Linked DNA regions of Homo sapiens: region 2 is linked to region 1. Evidence: chromatin loops called from intact Hi-C (ENCODE). Cell type or tissue: dorsolateral prefrontal cortex. All regions are shown on one strand. Links, peaks and the distances in the headings refer to the core of each region. The heading gives the core; the rest is flanking DNA. Region 1 overlaps LINC01094 (long intergenic non-protein coding RNA 1094). Region 2 has its middle 56 kb from the start of LINC01094.

Region 1 (8,939 bases), core at 415-8,414:
TCTGTTTCTTTTCTTTTTTCTTCTTTCTTTCTCCCTTCCTTCCTTCCTTCCTTCCTTCCTTCCTTCCTTCCTCCCTCCCTCCCTCCCTCTCTCTCTCTCTTTCTTTCTTTCTTTCTTTCTTCCCTTCTTTCATCTTTCTTTTCTGTCTCCCTCTATCACCCAGGCTGGAGTACAGTAACTGCAACCTCCGCCTCCCAGGTTCCGGTGATTCTCATGGCTCAGTCTCCCAAGGAGCTGGGATTACAGGCATGTGTCACCACCCTCAGCTAATTGTGTGTGTGTGTGTGTGTGTGTGTGTGTGTGTGTGTGTGTGTGTGTATGTATTTTTGGTAGAGACAGGGTTTTGCTATGTTGGCCAGGCTGGTCTCAAACTCCTGGCCTCTAGTGATCCACCCGCCTTGGCCTCTCAAAGTGCTGGGATTACAGGAATGAGCCACCACACCCGGTCCTAATTTAATCTTTACAGTCTAAGAAGGTGGTTTTAAAGTTTTAACATCATCAAGTGGAATTAGGTGACATGTTTCCTTTGTGTTAACTTGACTTCCCTGAATGACCTAGTTAGTGAACTAGTCACTAGTAATTTGGTCACCAGGCAAATCAAGCATGCAAGAAAGGAAGCCAGTATTCAAAATACCGTGTTATCGTCTGAACCCACTCAAATAATTTATTTCCAACATAAACATGTAACCTCAATAATGAGATGTCTAACTAAAGTAAGGTCCTCTTACAAGATCAAGACAGCATCCTCCTTCCAAGGCTTAGGCTTTGCCCAGAATTCCTAATACACAGAACAGCCCATACCAACAGTCATTGCTTCTACAACACATGTGGATCAGGAGAAGGGACCTTTTAGCATTTCCTCTGCTCTTCCATTTGTATAATCCTTATGGAACAATTGCTGGAAAGCCTGCCATTCCAGTGAGAACAAATGGTGGCTCTTCAACTTTTCGAACAAGTTTGGATCCTTGATCTTTATCATAGGAAGAAAGGGAAACATCTGTGTCTGTTGACATAGTGATTGAAGAATCTTCCTAGAGTGAGAAAATCTCTCACAATCCAACTGACCTCTATATTAATTTTTTATCTAACATATTATAGTCATTTGCCATGTTATTAAGCATTGTTGTAAACATTGCTTTTAATGCTTATATAATATTTTATCTTACAGGTGTATGACAATTTATTTAAAAGTTCCCCTTCTTGGGATGCTTAGAGTGTTTCCACATTTTTAAATTATAAATAACACTTATGGACATCTGTACATATAAATCTTTTACCACAAATAAAATTGTTTCCCTAGGATTCACGTAAAAAAACATGGAGCAAGGTTTGAAGCTGTTGAACTCTATGGTTCCTTCTTCTTCTTTCCAGGCACGCTACATTCAAATGACTTGGAAGAGCAGGTTCTCTGAGCCAGGATACTAAAGTCCCTGTTTAGGAAAGAGCCACGTTGTATGTTTACCCTACCACAAAGATACAGGTGAGAAAAACTGAAGCCTGGGATGGTGGACCAAAGAGAGACACTGACAGAATGAGCCCTAGACTTCCAGAGTCTGGGAAACTTAGGCCAGATAAAGACTAGTAGTCTGGCAGTTATTACTGGGAATCACTCTTACTCTACAGCTAGGCGTGTGCCATTCCTCCTGTCCCTTAACTAGAAACTCCCTATGGATAACCTGGCTTCTCATTCCACTGGGAAAATTGAAGCATGCAGTAGAGACCTTCCACAAGCTCCCTCCACCACCTCTTACCCACTTGCCTGTCTCTATGCACATAAATATCTGTCTTCTTTTCTTTCAATACCATGTATAGGTTGACAACACTCACATTTTCATATCTCCAGCCCAGATTTCTCCCGTGTGTCTTGACTTGATATCTAATTTCCTACATGACATCTCTCTTTGGATGACTAATAATCATCTCAAATGTGTATGTCCAATACCAGACTGCTGATCTGCCTCCAAACCTGTTTTTCCTGTAGTCTTGTGCACATAAGTTGAAGGCAACGCCATCTTTTTACTTTCTCATGCCAAAAAACTTGGAGTCCTTTTTGATTTATCTCTGTCTCTCACACCCCACATCCCATCCATCAGCAAATATTTGCATCATGTCTCACTGGATACTGCAACCATCTCCTTGCTGATCTCACTGCTTTTCAGCCTATTTCACAACCCAGCGGTTGAAATAGTTCTTTTAAAACATAGGTCAGATCATGTCATTTCTCAAACCTACCAAATACTTCCATTTCACTCAGAGTAAAATACAAAGTCCTTATAATGGCCATACACAATCTGCCCCCTCCCCATCTCCTTACCCATCTCACTTCATGTCCTGCTATTTTCTCCTTTGTTTGTCTCTGCTGCAGCCACACTGGCCTTCTTACTGTTCTATAAATATGCCAGGCACTTTCCTGCCTCAGGGTCTATGTACTTCCCATGCTTTCTGCTCTTCCAGATTTCTGCAGAGCTCATTTCCTACCTCCTTTATGTCTTTACTTGTTCATCTTCTCATGCGACTTTCCTACCATGTTTAATTGCAAACTCCTGCCCCCAACACTCCATGTCTCTCTTTCTACCTTATTTTTCTCCATCATGCTTATCACTCACCAACAGACCTCACTTATTTGGTTTATTGTCTGTCTGCCCCTACTGACAGACAGTTCTTTTATCTATTTTGATCATTGCTGTATACTTAGCACCTAGATAGTGCCTGGCACATACTTGGTGCTTCAAATACACTTGCTGAATAAAGTATGGGCATGCTATGAAAAGGCATAGATAGGTAAGGACTTTTGGGTCCAGATTGTGAGAAAGTCATTGGCACCAAGATGTTTTCACTCAATTTTCTGAGTCCTATTACAGAATCCTGGCCAAAAGTATAATACACCAAAGAACCAGAATTATCACAGGTGAAGTAAACCAGGCCAATTGTTTTCTAGATCCTCTTAGGTATTTTTGTGAATTATACATGTTATGGGAAATTTTAAACTTGTCTATACTAAAGCAAATTAGAATGCTTTGATAAAGCTTATTTTGGATTTCTCAGTGCTTCTCCTTGGTCACAAAATATGGCAAGGGGTTCTAGAAATAGATTTAGTGGGGGAAGGAAAGAAACTAACATGGAATCGAGTGACTTCTAAATTTCTAAACCCCTTACATCTCATTTAAACTTTTGACAACTTTTGAGTCAAGAAACATTATTCCAGCTATGAATATATACAAATTGAGGTTCGGGCCTGGTGAAATGACTCATGCTGGTAATCTCAGCACTTTGGGAGGCCAAGGCAAGAGGACGGCTTGAGCCCAGGATTTTGAGACCAGCATAGGCAACACAGCAAGACTCTCTCTCTACAAAAAATTAAAAATTTATCTGGGCATGGTGACACACACCTGTAATCTCAGCTACTCAAGACGCTGATCTGGGAGGATCACTTGAGCCTAAGAAATCAAGGCTGCAGTGAGTCATGATTGTGCCACAGCACTCCAGCCTGGGTGACAGAGCAAGACCTTGTCTCAAAAAACAAAAAAAAATCAAACTGAGGTTCAGAGAGAAATATTAATTTCTCCAATTTTGCACAGCCAGCAAATGGCAGGCTTAGAATTCCATCCACTAGCTAACTGAGTAGTATAGGACCTAGACCAAGCTTGTCCAACCCACGGCCCACAGACTGCATGTGGTCCAGGACATCTTTGAATATGGCCTAGAACAAATCTGTAAACTTTCTTAAACATTATGAGATTGTTTTGCGATTTTTTTTAAGCTCATCAGCTATCATTGGTGTTAGTGTATTTTATGTGTGGCCCAAGACAATTTTTCTTCCAATGTGGCCCAGGGAAGCCTTGAACACCCTGACTTAGACTTTATAGCTAATAGCTTGACAAATTAGGTGACTTAGGAGAAATCATTTAATATTTGTCTCAGTTGTCTGCCAAAAAAAAAAAAAAATGTAAATTCACTTCAGACACACATCTTAGAATAACCCAGGGTGATAATTTCAGATTTTTCTGGCTCTTGTTTATTTCTTAGCTCCTTCAGAAGAAAGAAAATGTTCTAAATGTTAGGATCCACTGGGGCTGTTATGTTTCCTAGTTCAAATCTTTAAACTGTTGTTAAACCACAACAATTACCACAAGCACAGAGCCTCCTGGAACATTTTCCCAAGTAAAACAAATACTCTAGCTGTGTGAGGGTATCAGGCAAAGCTAGAAATGGGACTCCTTGCTGGCTATCCATGTGAAGGGCTTTGTTTAAGGAAATGCTATGTTGCCAGCACAGTCACTTGTCAAAGACAATAGCTGTTGGCAAAGCATTAATATGTGAGGATTGGGAGAGCTGCCAGTGGAAGCAAACTGTTTTGTGGTGTGTACAATGTTGTGCTGGGACATCAGCTGAAGTTCACCATTGATGACCATCTGAAAACTGCCTTCCACTCACAGTACACTCAAATGGACAACTCAGCAAATTGAAGAATGAATTTCTAGGGAGAGGCAACACGGTATAATTAATGAAAAAAGAACTAGAATAGAAGTGAAAACCCCTCATTTTAATTCCAATGTTGTGACTCTGATACCTCCTTTAATTTCCCTGCATCATTTTCCTTATTCACTCACTTACCCAGGCACTCAACCAGGCATCCAGCAAGTATGTATTGAATGCCAGCTTGTATTCAAGGCACTGGGTGAAATGATGTGATCATTTCATGATTCTGCTTTATGTATGTTAGAGATAATAGTCCCATCTGCCTCAAATTGATGTAATGAGGATGAAAACCCAGTTTCCACTTTGGTAGAAATGGAAATATGTTTGTCTTGCCTACTTCATGGATCTATTATGAGAATCATAAGAGATAATTATGTGGGTATACTTAATGAACTTAAAGTGTTAGATAGATATGCGAAAAATAAGTAAATAAATACTTTGACCAGAACAAAACTTACATCATTGCTGAATATTACTTGGGGAGAGAGGCAGAGAGAGAGAGAGGCAGAGAGAGACAGAGAGAGAGACAGACAGAGACAGAGAAAGAAAATGCAAATGAGATCCAGTGCCACTTACCTATTCTTTTCTTTTTTTCAGTGAAAGCAAGACTTACAACGATAAAAATAGAAGTTAGTTTCAATAATTATTTTTATAATTTTTTCAGTGAAAATCCACAGACAAGAACCAAACTCATGGTTCTCAAATTATACTCTTATACTGATTATCAGTAGTTTTAGGTGTTTGGGTTCTGAAATTCAATGCTAGGACTGGGAGTAGAGGATTTTATTGCTAATATATCAGGATTAGGTTTTGCTGCACATTTAAAAAAAAAAAAAAAGCAAACTACCAAAGCCTAAAGCAAGCTGGAATTTGGGGGTTTCTTTTCTCAGATAAAAGGAGTTGGAAGAGAAACTATCTAGCTATGGCCACTCCATAATATCATCTGGGACCCCCAGGCTCTTTTCTCTATTATCTTAACACATGGCTTTTATTATTAAGGTCATCTCTGGGCTGCTGAAGCTCCAGTTATCACACCTGCATTGCAAGCCAAAATAAGAAGGAGATGCAGAAAGTATCACCCCCAGCTGAGTAAAATTGTGTTAAGTAGCCCTTCTAAACGTTTTATCTAGGAATTATGCTTTCATATCTTTGACAGAGATTAGTCACGTGGCCACAGTTAGCCACAGGGGTGACTAGGAAATGTAGTTTTTGTCTTGAGAGCTATTCTGCTGGGATAAGAATCAAGGTTAGGCAACTAGCTATCTTTTCCACACAAAATATTACAGAAAAAAGATGTTAATGGATAGAATGTTCTCAATTACACATTTTTCTCCATACCTTTTACATATTCCTTTGGTTTTAAGAATATTATCATTCTCCTATAATAGTATACAATAGTATATGATTCAAAACAAAATTATAAACTGGATTTTTTTAACAATCTATTTATATTTCATTTTATCCTACAAAGAGCAACATGATTTTCAGTTGTTTTATCACATGAATATATTCAAGCCCCATTAATCCAAATCAAATAAAATTATGGAAGTCTAGAAATCCATTCTGTATGGAAGCAAGCTAACAGCAGCGTTCCATCTTCTAACAGCCTTAGCCCAGGAGCATTTACCAGTAAGCATATTGATTTGAGCGTCAGCATAAAATAAGGCATCCCTGAATTTTTACCAACAAAGAAAAGTGTCCTTGCACTGTGGTCACAGCATGTGTATCTTTCTACATCTGCCCTCAAATTCCCAACAACATGATTGTGCTCTGAGTGGAAGCCTCTTGGTGTTCTGTGTTGCCTTCATCCATATAAGTATATGTAGGTCTTTCTGTTCATTTAGAGTTTGCCTTTTGTGTGTGTGACAGGGTCTTACTCTGTCATCTAGGCTAGATAGAGTGCACCAGTGTGATTGTAGCTCACTGCAGACTTGACTTCGTGGGCTAAAGAGATCTTCCTGCCTCAGCCTCAGCCCCTGACCCCTGACCCCCAGGAATTACTGGTGCATACCACTATGCCCAGCTAATTTTTTATTCTTTATTTTTTAGAGATGGGGTCTGATTATGTTTCCCAGGCTGGTCTCAAACTCCTGGGCTCAAGTGATCCTTCCACCCCACTGTCCCAAGTGTTAGAGCACATCATGGGTGTCAGCTACTGCACCCAGAGAGAATCTGCCTTAAGACTTTAAAGAATTCTGAGCAATAGTGTCTGAGGGGCTCATTCCCTAACCTAACGAGGATTACAAACCAGCTGGGTTATGAAAGAGCAGCAGCCATCCAAAACTGTCCTGATTGGGGAAGTGAACTCTGCATGCCACAAAGCAGGAATGGCAGCCAAATGAGAAACATATGCTCTGGATTCTGATGCAAAGTTTTTATTTCTTTAAAAACAACTGCATTAAAGTGACATAAACTTAAATTTAATCCAATTTGGACCTTACTGGAAAACAGTATGAATTTTGGGTGAAATATTTTGGAGAAATTTGAAATATCTACTATGTTATGTGACCTTAGACAAAGAACTTAACCACACCAAGTTATTGTTATTATATGAATAATAACAGTAATGTCAAATAGCAATAATAATGCCAAAAGAACTGACAGTCTTTTTGAAGATTACTGTGTCAAGAGTGTAAGTTACGTTAGAAAGATACACATGCTGGCCGAGCGCGGTGGCTCACGCCTGTTATCTCGGCACTCTGGAAGGCTGAGGTGGATGGATCACCTGGGGCCAGGAGTTCAAGACCAGCCTGGGCAACATAGTGAAACCCTGTCTCTACTAAAAATACAAAAATTAGCTGGGCATATTGGTGGGCGCCTGTAATCCCAGCTACTTGGGAGGCTGAGTCACGAGAATTGCTGGAACCCAGGAGGCGGAGGTTGCAGTGAGCCAAGATCATGCCACTGCACTCCAGCCTGGGTGACAGAGAAAGATTCCAAAAAAAAAAAAAGAAAGAAAGAAAAGAAAAGAAAGACGGGAAGGAAGGAAGGAACGGAGGGAGGGAGGGAGGGAGGGAAAGATACACGTCCTGTGGCCACAGTACAAGGACATTTTTCTTGGTTGGGAAAAATTCAGGGGTGCCTTATTTTATGCTGATGTTCAAATCAATATTCTAAGTTATAATAAGGCTGTTACATTAGACTCTTAACACAGTAATCTTCAAAAAGTAATGCTATATTATTAAATAAGTGTACATAAAATAACTTACTGGTCATTCTCTTCTTAGTCCAAGGATTTTGTCACTAACCTGCTAAAATTCTTTTAGCAAGACTTTTAATTAGAGGTCAAAAATTTACTCACTCTAATGAGGGACTTGAATTTTACAATCTGTAATAACTGACTTGACGTTGGGCCTTATTATCTCGGATTCTTTCATCTTCCTTGGGTTGTTCCTTAATTCTGGGCATTTTGCTGCCCATTACCTCTCTCTTCAAAGGTTGGCAAAGGGACATAGCAACAATTCTGGTAAACAGAGCAAATGGAAATGGAAATGAGCCAGAGGTGTGCTCAGTAGAATGTCATGTCATGTATTGATCAAATGGCACAGAGAACCCAGGCTCTGGAGTCAAGACTGGGAAGCTATTGTCATAAACTATTCTACATTGGCCCGTAACTTGAGCCTTAACAAATCATACAACCTCAGAGACTTCATCTATAAATTGAAAGTGTTAATATCATATACCTTTTAAGATTTTTTGGCCAGATGCAGTGGTTCATGCCTGTAATTCCAGCACTTCGGGAGGATCACTTGAGCTCAGGAGTTAGAGACCAGTCTGGGCAACATAGTGGGACCCTGTTTCTACTAAAAATAAAAAAAAAAAACTAGGCAAGTGTGGTGGGGCATGCATGTAGTCCGAGCTACTCAGGAGGCTGAAGCAGGAGGATCTCTTGAGCCTGGAAAATCAAGGCTGCAGTGAGCCATGATCAGGTTACTGCACTCCAGCCTGGGTGACAAAGGGAGACCCTGTCTCAAAAAAACAAGCAAAAAAATATTTGTCAGGATTAAATGATGTTACCTATAAAGTATTGTGGGCATTGTGTTAATTGTTACCTATTACTATTAACCAACACCATTATGAGATATCTCTATATGTTAGCAACAGAAATAAATTTATCCATTTATTTCAAACAGTATTTGATTCAATGCAATTCTAGTACAATAGAATACTCCTAGAATGATAATAATATGACTAAGTTTGTTTTTAGGTCATTTCAATAAGAAAATTTAGACTTCGTTATCTATTTGTCAATGCTTATTTAATCCATAGTTCATTCTGAGTCCCTCGCCACTTTTACATTGTCCTTTTCGAGTGTCTTTCACAGCCCTGTGGCTTTAATGCGTTGCTGTCTTCCCAATTCACAGTTCAGTTTCATCAGCACTCCTGTTTCCTGTTTTGTCACTGTCTAGGCTGCCTGTTTTGCACCTCGAACTCCTTCCTCTTCCTCTTCAAAGGATATC
Region 2 (8,939 bases), core at 437-8,436, 50 kb after region 1:
CAGTTTATCTACAAGGCAAATAAAAATTTTCATTGTCTCTCAATATTACACAAAAAAATTTTTTAAAAAGAGTAAACCAAATTCCATCTTTGTATATCATTAATTTTAAAGCTATTTTTTAATAAAATCATATAAACAAATCTAATTTTAATTAGTTTGACCATAAGGTAAGATACCTATAAATTCTTTTAATCCTTTATAATTATTTTATTAAGGAGTAGATTAATGCTTAATGAAAACCCTGTTATTTAGACACAGGAGTGCAGACTCTGGCCCCACATCAGTGTGGTTTTCATATTAATGTTTAATTTATAGAAAAATTAAATAACCCCCTTTAAATTTTTGCCAATTTGCTCACACTGATAGAATTTTTTTATGAGATCAGTTTTTATGAGCCTTTTATAATATGTTTAAAAAATTTAGTTTTATCTTTTTAAAACTTAATCCTTAAACTCTTTAAACTAGTCAAAATTATTTTTGGTAAAAAAAATCACACTTCGGCCAGGGGCAGTGTCTCAAGCCTGTAATCCCAGCACTTTTGGAGGCTGAGGTGAGTAGATTACCTGATGTCAGGAGTTTGAGACCAGTCTGGCCAATATGGTGAAACCCTGCCTCTACTAAAAATACAAAAATTAGCTGAGCGTGGTGGCATGTGCCTGTAATTCCAGCTATTCAGGAGGTTGAGGCACAAGAATCGCTTGAGCTTGGGAGGTGGAGGTTGCAATGAGCCAAGATAGTGCCACTGCACTCCAGCCTAGCTGATGAAGTGAGACTGTGTCTCAAAAATAAATAAATAAATAATCACATTTCCGTCTCTTTTTATTTTTGTTTTGTTGTCGTTCTTGTTGTTGTTGTTGGTGGTGGTGGTGGTGCTGGTGGTGGTGGTGGTGGGGTGTGTGTGTGTGTGTGTGTGTGTGTGTGTGTGTGTGATGGGTCTCATGCTATTGCTCAGGCTGCAGTACAGTAACCTGATGATAGTTCACTGCAACCTTGACCACCCTGGCTCAAGCGATCCTCCTGCCTCAGCCTCCTGAGTAGCTGGGGCTATAGGCCTGAGCCACTAGGCCTGGCTAATTCTGTATTATTTTGTAGAGACAGGGTCTCACTCTGTTACCCAGGCTGGTCTTGAACTCCTAAGTTCAAGTGATCCTTCTGCCTTTGCCTCCCAAAGTGTCAGGATTACAGGCATGAGCCATCATGCCCAGTTTCCATGTCTCTTTATTAAGAACACATGACTTTTGTTTTTAGTGAAAGCAAGTTTAATTACGTACCAGGTGTAGAGCCTAGGACACAGGACAGAACTAATGAACAAATGTCTAAATTTTGAAGACTTTTTAAAAACTGTATTTTTAAAGGATTATTAGAGTCACATGAACTAAAACACATTGAAGTTTTTTTTTTTTTTAACAAAACATCTGATTTAAGTGCTTTTTTTTTTTTTTTTTTTTTTTGACAGAGTCTCGTTCTGTCCCCAGGCTGGAGTGCAGTGGTGCAGTCTTGGCTTACTGCAACCTCCACCTCCTGGGTTCAAGAGATCCTCCTGCCTCAGCCTCCCAAGTAGCTGGGATTATAGGCACGCACCACCATGCCTGGCTAATTTTTGTATTTTTAGTAGTGATGGGGTTTTACCATGTTGGCCAGGCTGGTCTTGAACTCCTGACCTCATGATCGACTCAACTCAGCCTCCCAAAGTGCTGGAATTACAGGCATGAGCCGCTGCGCCCAGCTCTAGGTGCTTATTTTTTAAAGCTAATTACTTAGAGTTCTTTTATATGTTTTTGTAGTGAAACATCACTCACATGACAAATATAGATACATTAACAGAAGCACATGTGTCTGCGCTGCCTATAAGTTATGAGATTTCCATTTACCAGTTTTAAAGTTTTTTTTTTTTTTTAATTTTAAACCCTCAGTCTCTTGATTACCTGTTGCTGACCTAAAAAGTGTCAGCCAGGCAGTTCCAAATTTATGTTTTTAAAGGGATAATTCTTAGATGAAACAAAATGGAGAATTAATATTTTATTTAAACCAAGGGAAAATTGTGTGGGTAAAGTTTACTCAAGATGTCCAGGAAAAGTAGACACTCTGACATATGGAGATTTCCTTAAAGATGTAAATTTCTTCATTGGATTTTGGCTTTAGGGTGGAGACTCTTAAGGAATAGGGATAGGAAAGCATGCAGATCCTAGGGCCTAATAAGCAAGCATGGCTGGAAGGCAAAATAGATCCCCAAATTCAAGGATCTCATTTTTACACTGAATCCTGGGTCCCCAAAAGAGGGAAACACTATAGGATGAGAATGCAATACTTCCATAGTGAATTTTATTATAAGGACATTTTCCCAAGGCTGCTGGACAATCCAGTACCAGTTAGCCCACTCTGTAATCAGTCCATTTTCTATTCTATACCTTTTTGCTGTGTAAGAGCATACTTTTCTTATTTACATGTGCAAAGAAAGGAATATCGCCCCGTAGTAATAATTATTCATTGTAAGCAATTACCATTAGCCATTTTTAAAAGTATGGCTCTTATCTAGCTATTACATATCTAGATTAAAATGTTTTATAATTCAAAGTAATTTCTAGTTCCTCCAAAAATTCAAAAAGATGGCCGGGCAAGGTGGCTCACACCTGAACACTTTGAGGGGCTGAGGCAGGTGGATCACGAGATCAGGAGATCAAGGCCATCCTGGCTAACATGGTGAAACCCTGTCTCTACCAAAAATACAAAAAATTAGCCAGGTGTGGTGGCACACACCTGTAGTCTCAGATACTCAGGAGGCTGAGGCAAGAGAATTGCTTGAACCCGGGAGGCAGAGGTTGCAGTGAGCTGAGATTGCCCCACTGCACTCCAGCCTGAGTGACAGAGTGAGACTCCAACTCAAAAAAAAAAAAAAAATCAAAAAGATTAGATACAAGAGGAAGGGGGTACAGACAGGAGTAAATGACAAACAATCAGAATTCTGTTGACTGAGAAGTTTTTACAGAGGGAGAGCAGGGGCTTTTAAACAATATCTAGACACATATAGCCCAAATATTAGCCTTTATTAAGACAATTTTCAGCTATAGGGCTCTCAATAGAAAACGCTTTTAAATCTTTCATCATTAGATTTTAGCCAGGACAAACAGCCAATATTTCTGTTTTTTACCTAAAGTAACCTCCCATGTGAAACTGATAAGCCTTAACTAAGGTTATGATTTCACCATGGGTGTCAGAGGTATTCTTAAAGAGGTGGCAAGCAGTTTTCACAGTTTTCCCCCCAAAGGTGGCTCTGAGAAAAGAACATTCAAGACAGAAAGTTAGAAGTTGTTCATGGAAGGGTAAAGAATCAACACATTGCAAAAGTCACACAAATATCAAACCAGAAAGGGCCTATTTCCTGAGCTGAGAATTGAACCGAGGCTGCTGTAGCAAAAGGGCAAAACCTTAGTTACTGAGCTACAGCCATGAGGCAGTTGCTATTATTTTTCCCAGAAGCAATCTAGAGCAGGTAGTTTTGAGTTTGCAAAAGATTTTAACTGTTCAAGGGTATTCCTAAGGCTAGCCATGATATTATCATGTGTCCTTTTAGAATTGCTGCATGTCATAAAACCAAAAATTCCCACCGTCTGGATGGCAGAGACCAAGAGAGAGTACCTCCACATGATCACAAAGTCAAGTTCTCAAGGACATAAAACAAGATGAAAGGAAAACCTCATCTGGTTTTTGTTTTGGAGATCCACAGCAAAGTATGTAACTGACCAGTCTGCAGGGCTGGCTCCAACAGCAGGCTTATAGGGGTTCTAAGCCCACATTCTACACTATGGTACCCCTCTCCACGACAGAACAACACAGAAAAGATGAAAAGACTAGTCACACAAATCCTTTATCCTATTAATCAAAACTTTGCGAAGGAGAAAAACAGTAACTTTTACCATTCACTCAACCAGTTTACACAAATGGAGAGACCAGAAGCCTGGCTGGTAAGAAACTCTTACCCTTTTGTCAGCTTGTCAGGTTTCTGGGTTTCCTCTCTCTGTGACTTCCAGAAGAGTGAAGCAGCTTTTGATGATCCTGCTTGCTGCACCATAGCTATGGGGGCCGCATTACAAAAGAAAATCATCCGGGCTGGGCGTGATAGCTCATGTCTGTAATCCCAGCACTTTGGAAGGCCAAGACAGGTGGATCACTGAAGACTGGGAGTTCGAGACCAGCCTGACCAACATGCAGAAACCCCGTCTCTACTAAAAATTCTAAAATTAGCTGAGTGTGGTGGCGGGTGCCTGTAATCTCAGCTACTCAGGAGGCTGAGGGAGGAGAATCACTTGAACCTGAAAGGCAGATGTTGCAAGAGCTGAGATTGTACCACTGCACTCCAGCCTGGGTGACAGAGTAAGACTCTGTCTCAAAAAAAAAAAAATTGTCCTTTTTCATTTCACGGAACCATAGGCAAAAGCTTCTCAATTTTGCAAGTTGCCACCCAACAGGCTACATGGGGGAACCAAATTAACATTTCCAATTCTGGCCAGAGTGAAATACACGTGACAGAACACAGACACTAGATATCCCACTCAGTGCCCAAGTATGGACCTGGCAAGGCTCAAATTTGTGCCCGTTCATCCACTCAAGATGGGGAGGGATCACCTCTGACTGGGAATTTTAACAGGTGGTCTCAGGGCAGGATGGAAGGGCAGGATGGAAGGGCAGATGGTCACCCTGAGTTAGACCTGCTGAGCTCCCTCTAACACTTCCTTCAGGGCTTACTGAATGTGACTGGTCAGACAAAACAGGAGAGCCGGCTGGACTTCCATCAGCCATTCCTTTAGAGATTTTCTGCACATATATAAACACACACAGTGAACTAAAGACAAACAGAAGAATTTTTAAACCAAGATTCCAGACCAGATTCGTTCTTCAAACCGGAAGAGCATTCTTCCAAACAGGTCTCCTATGCTCCATCCAACAGGGGAGAGATCTCCCGAAACCGAGATTCTTCCTACAATCTAGGGAGAGCCGGATAGTTCCCATGATGGGACAACAGTGCCTCTAGAGAGGCCAACAGATCAGGAGAAGGAAGGGGATGTTGGCAGCACCTGAAATACTGGATGTCTTTCAGGAAATATTTCTCCATTGCAATTAGATCCATGCATTATGGGTAAATAGCACCCTACTAGAAGAGATGGTGCCAGGGGTAGTCCTTAGTCCAAGAAAACTAAGTGGCCATTTGGGCTGGCCTCTGAATCCATTGCCAGTGAGAGGCTGCTGAACCACAGGCAAGTACCTACAAAGGCTATCATGGACAAGCCCCAAATTTATAGCTGCCTAATGGGTTTATTTTGTCTGCTACCCAGATAGAGCCAATTTATCAAGACAGGGGAATTGCAATAGAGAAAGAGTTTAATACACATAGTGCCAGCTAAATGGGAGACTTGAGTTTCATAATTACTCAAATCAGCCTCCCCCCATATTTGGGGTTTTTTAAGGATAATTTTTGGCAGGCAAGTGGCTAGGGAATTGGTGCTGCTAATTGGTTGGAGATAAAACCATAGGGGTGTGGAAAACAGTACTTGTGTGCTGAGTCTTCTTCTGGGTGGGGGCCACAGGACCAGTTGAGTTAAGAATTGCAGGTTCAGGTGGAATCATCTGGTCCTCGGAAATGCAAAAGTCTGAAAAGACATCTCAAATGGCCATCTTAGGTTCTATAATAGTGATGTTATTTATAGGAGTAATTGAGGAAGTTATAAATCTTGTGACCTCCAGAACAATGGCTGATTCTCATTTAACTATGTCTACATCTTAGCAGAATTCAGGTCCCTTTCATAATCCTAATATTGTGGGCTTTCATTACTTTTACAAAGGCAGTTTTGGTCCCCAACTAAGGAGGGGGTAGTTTGAGGAAGGGCTATTATCATCCTTGCTTTAAGGTTAAACAATAAACTAAATTTCTCCCACAGTTAGCTTGGTCCATGCCCAGGAATGACTAAGGGAAGTTTGAAGGCTAAAGGCAAGATAAAGTTAGTTAGGTCAGATTTCTTTCACTGTCATAATTTTCTCACTGTTATAATTTTTGCAAAGGCATTTCCATAAAATCTGAAAAGCAATAGAACTGCACCATTGGGTAGCAAGACTTGACCCACTATTTACACACTAAATAGGTGTGGCAGACATTCATTGCTTTTTGGCTTCCAGGCGTCTATTCTAGCACCCCCAGTTCCACTGGGAAATTACTCTTCCTAATGGATACATTCTGTTAAGACTTTTACTCAAGGCCGGGTGCAGTAGCCCACAAAGTCAGCACTTTGGGAGGCTGAGGCCGGAGGATTCATTGAGCCCTGGACAGTGAGACCAGCCTGGGCAACATGGTGAAACCCTGTCTCTACAAAAAAATTCAAAAATTAGCCTGGTGTGGTGGTGTGCACCTGCAGTTCTAAGTACTTGGGAGGCTAAGGTGGGAAGATTCCTTGAACCTAGGAGGTGGAGGTTGCAGTAAGCCAAGATTTGTCCCACTGCACTCCAGCCTGGGTGACAGTGAGATGTGGGTGACAGAGTGAAATAAATAAATAAATAAATAAATAAATAAATAAATAAATAGTGAGACCTGGGTGACAGCCTGGGTGACAGAGTGAGACCTGGGTGACAGAGTGAAATAAATAAATAAATAAATAAATAAATAAATAAATAAATAAGTGTTAGACAAAAACAGCTTCAAGCTTCCTTTATCAAACTGGATTACTGTACTAAGATCTTTCTGCATAGAAATTCTGAAACCAACACTGGAAACAGTTCTTAAGCAAAGAACAAGACACAATGGTGCTAATTAATAGAACCGGGATAAAGACACAAAAGCATGCAGAAACCCAACTGTTGGAACTAGACCAGCAGCATATACCCAAGAAAGGGCAGATTCCAAGGCCCCATCTTAGACTCTCTGGATCAAAATCCCTGGAGTAGGAGACCAGGTCTTTTCATTTTCTTATATTTGTCAATGATTTTGAAGCTCACTAAAGTTTGATAACCATGCTGTTTTGTGCTGGGCTAGAGCCCCATGGAATCATGCTTGTCAAAGCTTAATATGCAGACATGTGATCTTGCTAAAATGTAGATTCTGACACAGAAAGTTTGGGTGGGGCTTGAGATTCTGCATTTCTAACAAGTTCTCAAACGATGAGGCTAGATGAGCCATACAGTCTGGGTGAGGCTAAGCCTGAAGCTAGAATCAGAAGGCACAGACCCAGGGGGAGAAGCTGTGAAGTAGACAGAGCCTGACAGCTCATTCCTTGGCAAACTGACAGAATGAAATCTCAGAGCCTGCAAAACTGGCAACTAGCTTCTCAACCTCCTCAATGCTACCATCCTTCTGCTTCACCTGAGCAGCTCCTAAAGCGGACATGAGACGCAATCCTTTAATTAAATCCTCAAATAGCTTCTTTGCCTGACCCACTCCCTCTGAATCCTTGTTCAGCATTACAAGATGAAACAAAAACAAAGAGGTGATTCTGAAGTTCAATCTGATGTAATTGGGTGCTTTGTTCTTAATTAGAGTGCAAAGTCCTCTTTTTGTAGGCCACTGAGTCTGTGCAGATAATACAGTTTCCTGTTTACTGTTCTAATAAAAACTACTTTGCATTATTAAAATAAAAGCACCTTAAAAGCTGACATAGACAGTTTCCAAATGATACATGTAACAGAATCAAATTGTTTTGAAGAGCTTGTGAATATTTGATTACCAGACATTGCCCTTCTCTTTTTATCTATTGATACATTCAGTCACAATTATAGTCCAGGTACTGTGCTAAGCACGGTCACATGCTATAGATGGTGTACAATCTCAAAGTCCTGGCCAAGAAATGCAGAAATTCAGCCTTTGCATGTAGTTTAATGAAACTCCCAGGACCCACTCCACTATTGGATTTATTTATTTAATGGAAGACTATGTGGAAATCCCTGTTCCATGTCCTCTGGAAGAAACACAGAAATGAAGGTAGAGTTCCAAATGGTAGAGAATAAACAACAGGTGGTCTGGGTTTCATTCAAAATGTGAGTCACACTAAAAATGGATAGGATTTTTTTTAAGGGTCACTTCCACTCCAGATTTCAATGTATGTTGCTCAGAATAAAGTGGGTATTTCATAGCCACCACAATGGCTGTGTATTAAGGCAAAGCTCTATTGAATTGATATTTTTATAAGTATAAACAGCATTTGCAAGGCTGAGTTGAAGGAGCTAGGAGAGGGACTGGCCTCAAAGCCTTTAAAAGACCCTTAAAAGGCCTTACAGCCTTTTAATATACTCTTGTAGGGTATGTTATCCCCTAAATACCAGAAGTCTGAAAACCTCTGGGTTATAGTAGAATTATTTCTAAAACAGCAATTTCCAAGGCACATGAATAATATTAAAAATCACTGAAAAGGATGTGCTAAGCACCCACGTGCAAATTTTTTGGTGGCCAGTCTAAGATGTTTAAAGAAACTTTGGGAGTGATTTGGGAGATAATAGGGGATCATCAGGAAGAAGTCGAGAGTGTGGCAAGCATAAGAAAGTAGGATGGATATGCAAAGCGAGGCAGTGCGGGATGTGTTGACATAAGGTATAGGTAAGAAGGGTAATATAAGACGACAGGCTCAGAAATGAGTCACCAACACCTTGAAAGACTTGAGAAGAAAGTAAAGTGTCAAAAGGAATGTCACCCCCCTGGAAAAGCCTTACCACAGCAATGTACTTAAAATAACTACCCTAACACTAACATAGCATTCTCCATCCATTTGCACTACTGTCGTTTTCTTCATGATGCTTTTTACTCCATGACATGATTTTTTGTGTCATGAATATGTTTGTTTATCTTCTGTTTTCAATTAGAATATAAGACCCATGATGCCAGGAACCTGTTCTTGTTCACTGCTTATCCCCAAACCTAGAGCAGTACCTGGTAATAGCAAGTATTCAACAACGTATTTGTTGAA

The links. Hi-C counts contacts between places; a loop is a spot of excess contacts. Peaks named below come from ENCODE experiments on the same cell type or tissue, not always from the same donor. Only the 100,000 strongest peaks of a DNase experiment are listed, where the experiment ranks them.
Region 2: a loop joins it to region 1, with 2.8 times the contacts of the local background. A loop is called at or near these places in 6 of 110 quality-filtered maps.

What each region holds. Positions count from the first base shown.
Region 1 is chr4:78,648,230-78,657,168 of GRCh38, forward strand. All of the region lies in intron 1 of LINC01094 (long intergenic non-protein coding RNA 1094), which reads left to right. It also overlaps the pseudogene HIGD1AP13. Among named protein-coding and RNA genes, the nearest start is that of LINC01094, 6.7 kb to the left of the region's middle. In dorsolateral prefrontal cortex, for the core only: no CTCF peak of the experiment used is centred there; a DNase peak (open chromatin) is centred at 4,332; H3K27ac peaks cover 5,633 bases.
Region 2 is chr4:78,697,917-78,706,855 of GRCh38, forward strand. No RefSeq gene overlaps it. Among named protein-coding and RNA genes, the nearest start is that of LINC01094, 56 kb to the left of the region's middle. RefSeq lists an enhancer at 8,244-8,876. In dorsolateral prefrontal cortex, for the core only: no CTCF peak of the experiment used is centred there; no DNase peak of the experiment used is centred there; H3K27ac peaks cover 1,595 bases.